Regions from separate parts of the Homo sapiens genome. Here region 1 is linked to region 2. Evidence: chromatin contacts called from ENCODE Hi-C or POLR2A ChIA-PET data. All regions are on one chromosome and are shown on one strand. Each heading gives the region's core, a stretch centred on a gene start or an enhancer-like site at or near the end of the contact. The rest is flanking DNA. Distances are from core to core; before and after follow the strand shown.

Region 1 (2,700 bases), core at 114-2,613, 97 kb before region 2:
TTTATTATATTACTGTTAAATATTGTTAAATAATTAGGAAAAATAATAAAATAACAGTGTTTTAATAATCTTTCTCTTCTTACTCTACCTGAAGTTTTGTCAATTTTCTTGACCTTTTCAAAGGACCAACTTTGGGTTTTGTTGATTTTTTCCCTATTTTTCTATCCTCTATTTTGTTTAACTATGCTCTAATCTTTATTATTTCCTTCTGTCTTAGTCCATTTGTGCTTCTACAACAAAATACCACAGGCCACATAATTTATTTTTCAAAAATCAGAAATTTATTTTCTTACAGTTCTGGAGGCTGGGAAGTCCAAGATCAAGGTGCCAGCATCTTGTGAGGGCCTTCTTGCTATGTTATCCCATGGGAGAAAGCAGAAGGGCCAAGAAAAGGGAAGAGAGAGCAAGAGAGTGCTGAACTTGTCCTTTTGAAAGGAACACACTCCCTTAATAATGGCATTAATCCACTCATGAGGACAGAGTCCTCATGGCCTAATCACCTCTTAAAAGTCTTACCTCTTACCCCTGTTACATTGGAGATTAAGTTTCCAACACATGGACATTGGAGGACACATTTAAACTATAGCATCTTCCTTCTCCTAACTTTGGGTTTTGTTTTCTCTTCTTTATCCAGCTCCTTAAGGTGTAAAGTTAGGTTATTTATCTGATATCTTTGTTTTTTAAAGGTAAATGTTTACTCGTAAAATTTTCCCTTTGAAACTGCTTTCACTGATTGTCATAGTTTTGGTATGTTGTGCTTCATTTTCATTTGTCTCATCGTATTTTCCAATTTCCCATGTTATTTTTTCTTTGACCATTGGTTGTTTAAGAGTGTGTTGTTTAATTCTCACGTATTTGTGAATGTTCCAGTTTTCCTTCTGTTAATGTTTCCTTATATTGTGGTTATAGAAAATATTGTATTACTTCAGTCTTTTAAAATTGATTGAGACTAGCTTTGTGACCTAATTTGTGGTCTAATCTGGAGACTGTTCCATGCGTGTTAGAGAATACTAGAGGATATTCTGAAGCTGTTGGGTGGAGTGTAACGGCTTTGAATAATCTGAAGTTCAGTAGTTAAAGAGGATGGCCAGGGCCAGGCATAGTGGCTCACGCCTGTAATTCCAGCACTTTGGGAGGCCGAGGCGGGTGGATCACCTGAGGTCAGGACTTCCAAACCAGCCTGGCCAACATGGCGAAACCGCGTCTCTACTGAAAATACCAAAAAGCAATAGAGGATGGCCGGAGGGAGCCCAAGTCCCTAAAACGCAAAGCTCCCTGCACTGCACCTAGAGGGCCGCAAGAGGGCGCGCGAACCCGCCCTGGCTGACTTGCCGGCGCGCATGCGTGTTCCGCCTGCGGACTGCCTTGTCTGCAGTGAGGCAGAGCGCTGCGTTCCTTGAGGACCCCGGGGAGGCGCGGTCGCGGCTTCGTGACAACCTGGGGCCGAGTCCTCCGTGAGGAAACAGCCTGTGCGGGCCCTGACGGCTGTGGAGGGAGCTGTTCCCCGGCTTCTCCAGGGACATTTTTCGGGGCTTTCTGCATGGTGCCTGGGTTTCTGCCTCACTCGCGCGCGGTGCCCCGCAGGGCCTCTGGCCAGTTCCCTCTCGCAGGGAGCGGCGGAACTCCCGGTGTCCTGGCGCGAGGTGGCGGCTTCTGGGAGAAGTCCCCAGACCCTCCGAGGAGGAGGAATCGCTGACGGCGGGAAGGGGGTGGGCGGAATCCCAGGCCGCTCCGTCCCTGTGAGCCCGGCGGGACCGGGAGACCGGCGCTCCCCTCCCGTGGACCGGCCTCTGTGAAGCCTTTAAGGTTCGTTTTTGCTACAACGTGAAAGTAGTTTAAAAACATAAGAAACTGTAAAGTGAGTGTATTAAAACTCGCATCATTCCTGGCCAACATGATGAAACCCCGTCTCTACTATAAATTCAAAAATAAGCCGGGCGTGGTGGCGCACGCCTGTAGTCCCAGCTACAGGGGAGGCTGAGGCACAATTGCTTGAACCCAGGAGGTGGAGGTAGCAGTGAGCCAAGATCACACCACTGCACTCCAGCCTGAGCGACAGAGGGAGACTCTGTCTCCAAAAGAAAAAGAAATCTGAGCGTAGATGCAAACTGAGACACTGAGACTTCCTCCTTGTAGTAGTCAGGACCAGGCGATTGAAGTAATTCTGTCCTGTGGGGTTCGGCATCATGCACGTTTCCCCTGGGCCGTCCTCTGATGCAGGGCACTTGCTCCACACTCTGGGAACCCAGATTCACCAGTCTGCCCTGTCACATAGTTGAAGGAGTTGCATTTATCTTTCTGGCTCCCAATTCCTTTAAAATTACATTTGTTGCAGAACCTCCACAAGGCGAAATGAAATAAAATTACATTTGTGACCATCAGAGAACTGAAGGAACTATTAACTGGCCGTCCTGGTTTTGCTGAGATCAGGCTGTTGACAGCTCCTGGTTGGCCCACAGCTACCTATGTCAGTTATCTCCATTAACATTTCCAAGAATCTTTGTAGGACAATTTCTCCACCTGCAAGTTCTTTCAAGTAGAACCCTTCTTTCCTTTAAGGCAATTAGCCCATTGCCAAAAGGTTTTACTGTCTTAAAGCTGGAACTGTCTTTCTGAGATCTAATTCCAGGGACTTCTCCACAGCTAAGTGAGGTGCCTCACACCAGTATTAGGTGATTCTTTGTGTGGACAGAACAGAGC
Region 2 (2,700 bases), core at 182-2,681:
TCTATCCGCTGACCCCCACCCTGCTCCTTAGCAACGAATTCCCACTTGCCCATGCTGTAATTGGAGTTGAGCTCAATCTCTCTCTCCCTGCAACTGCAAAATCTCATAGCAGAGGTCCCTACACCTATGGTAATGGTCCTGAATAAAGTCTTCCTTACGATGCTTTAACTCATGTCATTAAATAATTTTTTCCTTTAGCAGTGTCCACCGAGTTTACTCTCCCAATTCTTGGCAGTGTTATTATCCTAGCCTGACAGGAAGAATCAGGACTCAAGAAGCTGAAGACTCGCCTGATACTCAGTGCTCACTAAGTAGTGGGGCTCAGCTCCCTGTGATTTGGGATCCAGCCTCCTGCCCCTACAGCCCACGTGCCCTTACACCCTCAAGCAACACCCAGAGCTGGGGTCAGAGGCGAGCTTGCACAATTGCTTCTGCCCTGCGCTGGGACCAGGGCGGCCTGTGGTCTGCAACAGAGAAGCTCCCCCACCTGCCTTCGCCTTCACTCTGGCAAGCCCTGGCAACACCATGAGATCCCAGGGCTCTGGTCCCTTACAGACTGGGCCTGGCAGAGGCACGGGGAGGAAGGTGGGCCAGCAGGGTGTACCGCTGGGCCTACTCGCAGACGTGCGTTTGCTTTGTTGTACCAGGACTACCCCAGGGACCCTTCTCCAGGGCTGTGAGAGTGAGAACAAGAGAACACAGGAGTTCACACCTCTCCGGTCCAGATGCTTTGAGAGCATGATGGAAGCAACAGGCCCTCTCCATAGAAGGGCACGCACACAACCCATAAGCTCGCACAGTTTCCAGGTTTACGCACCAACCACACCACTACAGCGCCCTGCAAGCAGGCCAGGTCTCAAAGGAGCGTGCATGGGAATCACCCAACATGCTGGCTAAAAAGGCGGATCCCAGGCCCCACCGAGGAGATTATCATTCAGTAGGTCTCGGTGGAGGCCTTAGAGCCTGCGTTTTTAACCAGCGCCTCCGACGATTTGGGCGCTGAGGCTCAGCGGAACCCACCTTGAGAAACCCGACTCTGGGCCTAAGAGAGCCCCCCAACACACACACCCCCATGCTCCAAACTTTCCCCATCTCGCCCGACGCACCGGGCGCGCGGTGGTGGAAGCGTCGGGGAGCCCGGTGGGGACCGAGAGCGACGGCCCATGGGGCCTGCCTGTTCCCCTCGCCCCCGCGCCACGGCCCCGGGAAGCGCAGCACTGCCGCCCGCAGGAGGCGCGACTGCCGAGAGGACGCAGGCAGGGGGCGCCTGGTGGTGGTCCCCAGCCCGGAGCCGCGGGGCGGGAAGGAGCGGGAGCCCGAGAAGAGGGAGGCGCGCGACGCCGCGGAGCTCCGGCGCGGAGGCGGGGGGCGGGGCGGGCCGAGCCGGGCCGGGGCGGGGCCGGCGGGCGGGCCGGCGGCGAGCGCCCGGGGAGCGCGCCCGGGTAGCCAAGAGGGAGGAGCGCGGGGAGCGCCGACAGCCGCCCGCCCGCCCGCCCCCGCGACGCCCGCGCGCAACAGTTCCCCCAAAGTTGCAGCCCGGGAGGCGAGCGCGCACGGGCGGCCGAGGGGCGGGCGGTTGGCGGGGACGCGGCCTCGCGGCCCAGAGCGGAGAGTCCCGGCGGGCGGCGGCGGCATGGGCACCCGGCAGACCAAGGGCAGCCTGGCGGAGAGAGCCAGCCCCGGCGCCGCGCCGGGCCCCCGACGCGAACGGCCGGACTTCTGGGCGTCGCTGCTGCTGCGCGCCGGGGACAAGGCGGGGCGCGCGGGCGCGGGGATGCCCCCCTACCACCGGCGAGTCGGCATGGTCCAGGAGCTGCTGCGGATGGTGCGCCAGGGCCGGCGGGAGGAGGCGGGGACGCTGCTGCAGCACCTGCGCCAGGTGAGCGCGGGGAGGGGGCGCGGGGGGCGCGCCGGGCCAGGGGGCGTGCTGGGCCGGGGGGGGCGCCCCATCCCTAACCGAGGAAGCCGGGGGCACCGAGGGGCACCGCCCAGGGGCCCCTTCCGCGGGGATGGAGCCCTGTCTGGCAGCAGGTGCCTCGGCGCTTCCGCTGAATGTGGGGCCTCAGGGCAGGGCGGAGGAAGGCTGGCCGGGTGAGGCCCGCCGAAGGGGACCTGTTGGCATAATGTCCCCACTGCTCTCCTCCGCAGGCAGAGAAGGAGGCTGGTCTCCGGGGACAGTCGGTGGGCGGGGAAGCAGGGATGCCTGCCTGATCTGGGCCAGGGCTCTTTTCTTCCTGTCTGCCCACTGGCAGTCACTCCCGGCCGAGGGTCCTCAAGGAATGCGGTTATCAGTTGGACCTGGCTTGGCTTCCCGAGAGCGAGTCCAGGGGCACAGCCCTGGGGCCAATGAGATTCCAGTCCCTAGGTCCTTCACTCGCCTGGGAGGCATCCTGGATTGTAGTTCAAGGAGGAGACTGTTTCCTCTCCCCTGACTAACTTCAGCAGATCCTCAACCATGAGCCCCTGCGGAAAGCGGTAGAGACAGGGGAGCTGGATTTGGTGCCCTGTGTGACCACCTGGCCAGCAGCAACTTCAGGAGACTGCCAGGACTCTGTCCTTAGCCTGTGCCTGTCCCACTGGCTAGGGACAGATGTTGCGGAATTGGCCAGTTCCCTCTGCTTTGGGGCTGCCCTGAGGCTAATGCTATCACTCACCTCTCTGTGGCTTGTTTTCCTTTGTCAGTTTCTTTGGTGGGGAGAG

Evidence for each region. Hi-C counts contacts between places; a loop is a spot of excess contacts on that map. ChIA-PET counts read pairs that join two places held with the same protein, here RNA polymerase II (POLR2A). Pooled maps may share reads with other maps.
Region 1: a loop to region 2 is called in a map with no recorded cell type, with 12 times the contacts of the local background. The contact joins the enhancer-like site here to the promoter of LRRC75A in region 2. A Hi-C loop is called at or near these places in 1 of 37 single-sample maps with no recorded cell type and 6 of 50 pooled maps. POLR2A ChIA-PET finds 5 or more read pairs at or near these places in 3 of 52 experiments (A673, PC-9 and activated CD4-positive, alpha-beta T cell).

The regions. Positions count from the first base shown.
Region 1 is chr17:16,588,119-16,590,818 of GRCh38, reverse strand. No RefSeq gene overlaps it. Among named protein-coding and RNA genes, the nearest start is that of ZNF287, 20 kb to the right of the region's middle. RefSeq lists an enhancer at 1,610-1,679. Within about 2 kb of position 1,363, at least 18 of the 41 ENCODE cell types and tissues checked have a DNase peak (open chromatin) inside an H3K27ac peak, as active enhancers do.
Region 2 is chr17:16,490,924-16,493,623 of GRCh38, reverse strand. It overlaps LRRC75A (leucine rich repeat containing 75A), which reads left to right and starts at 1,431. Exons shown (of 4, transcript NM_001113567.3): 1 at 1,431-1,879. The coding sequence starts at 1,634. All of the region lies in intron 2 of LOC124903936 (a long non-coding RNA gene), which reads right to left. RefSeq lists silencers at 1,179-1,518, 1,609-1,658, 1,769-1,828.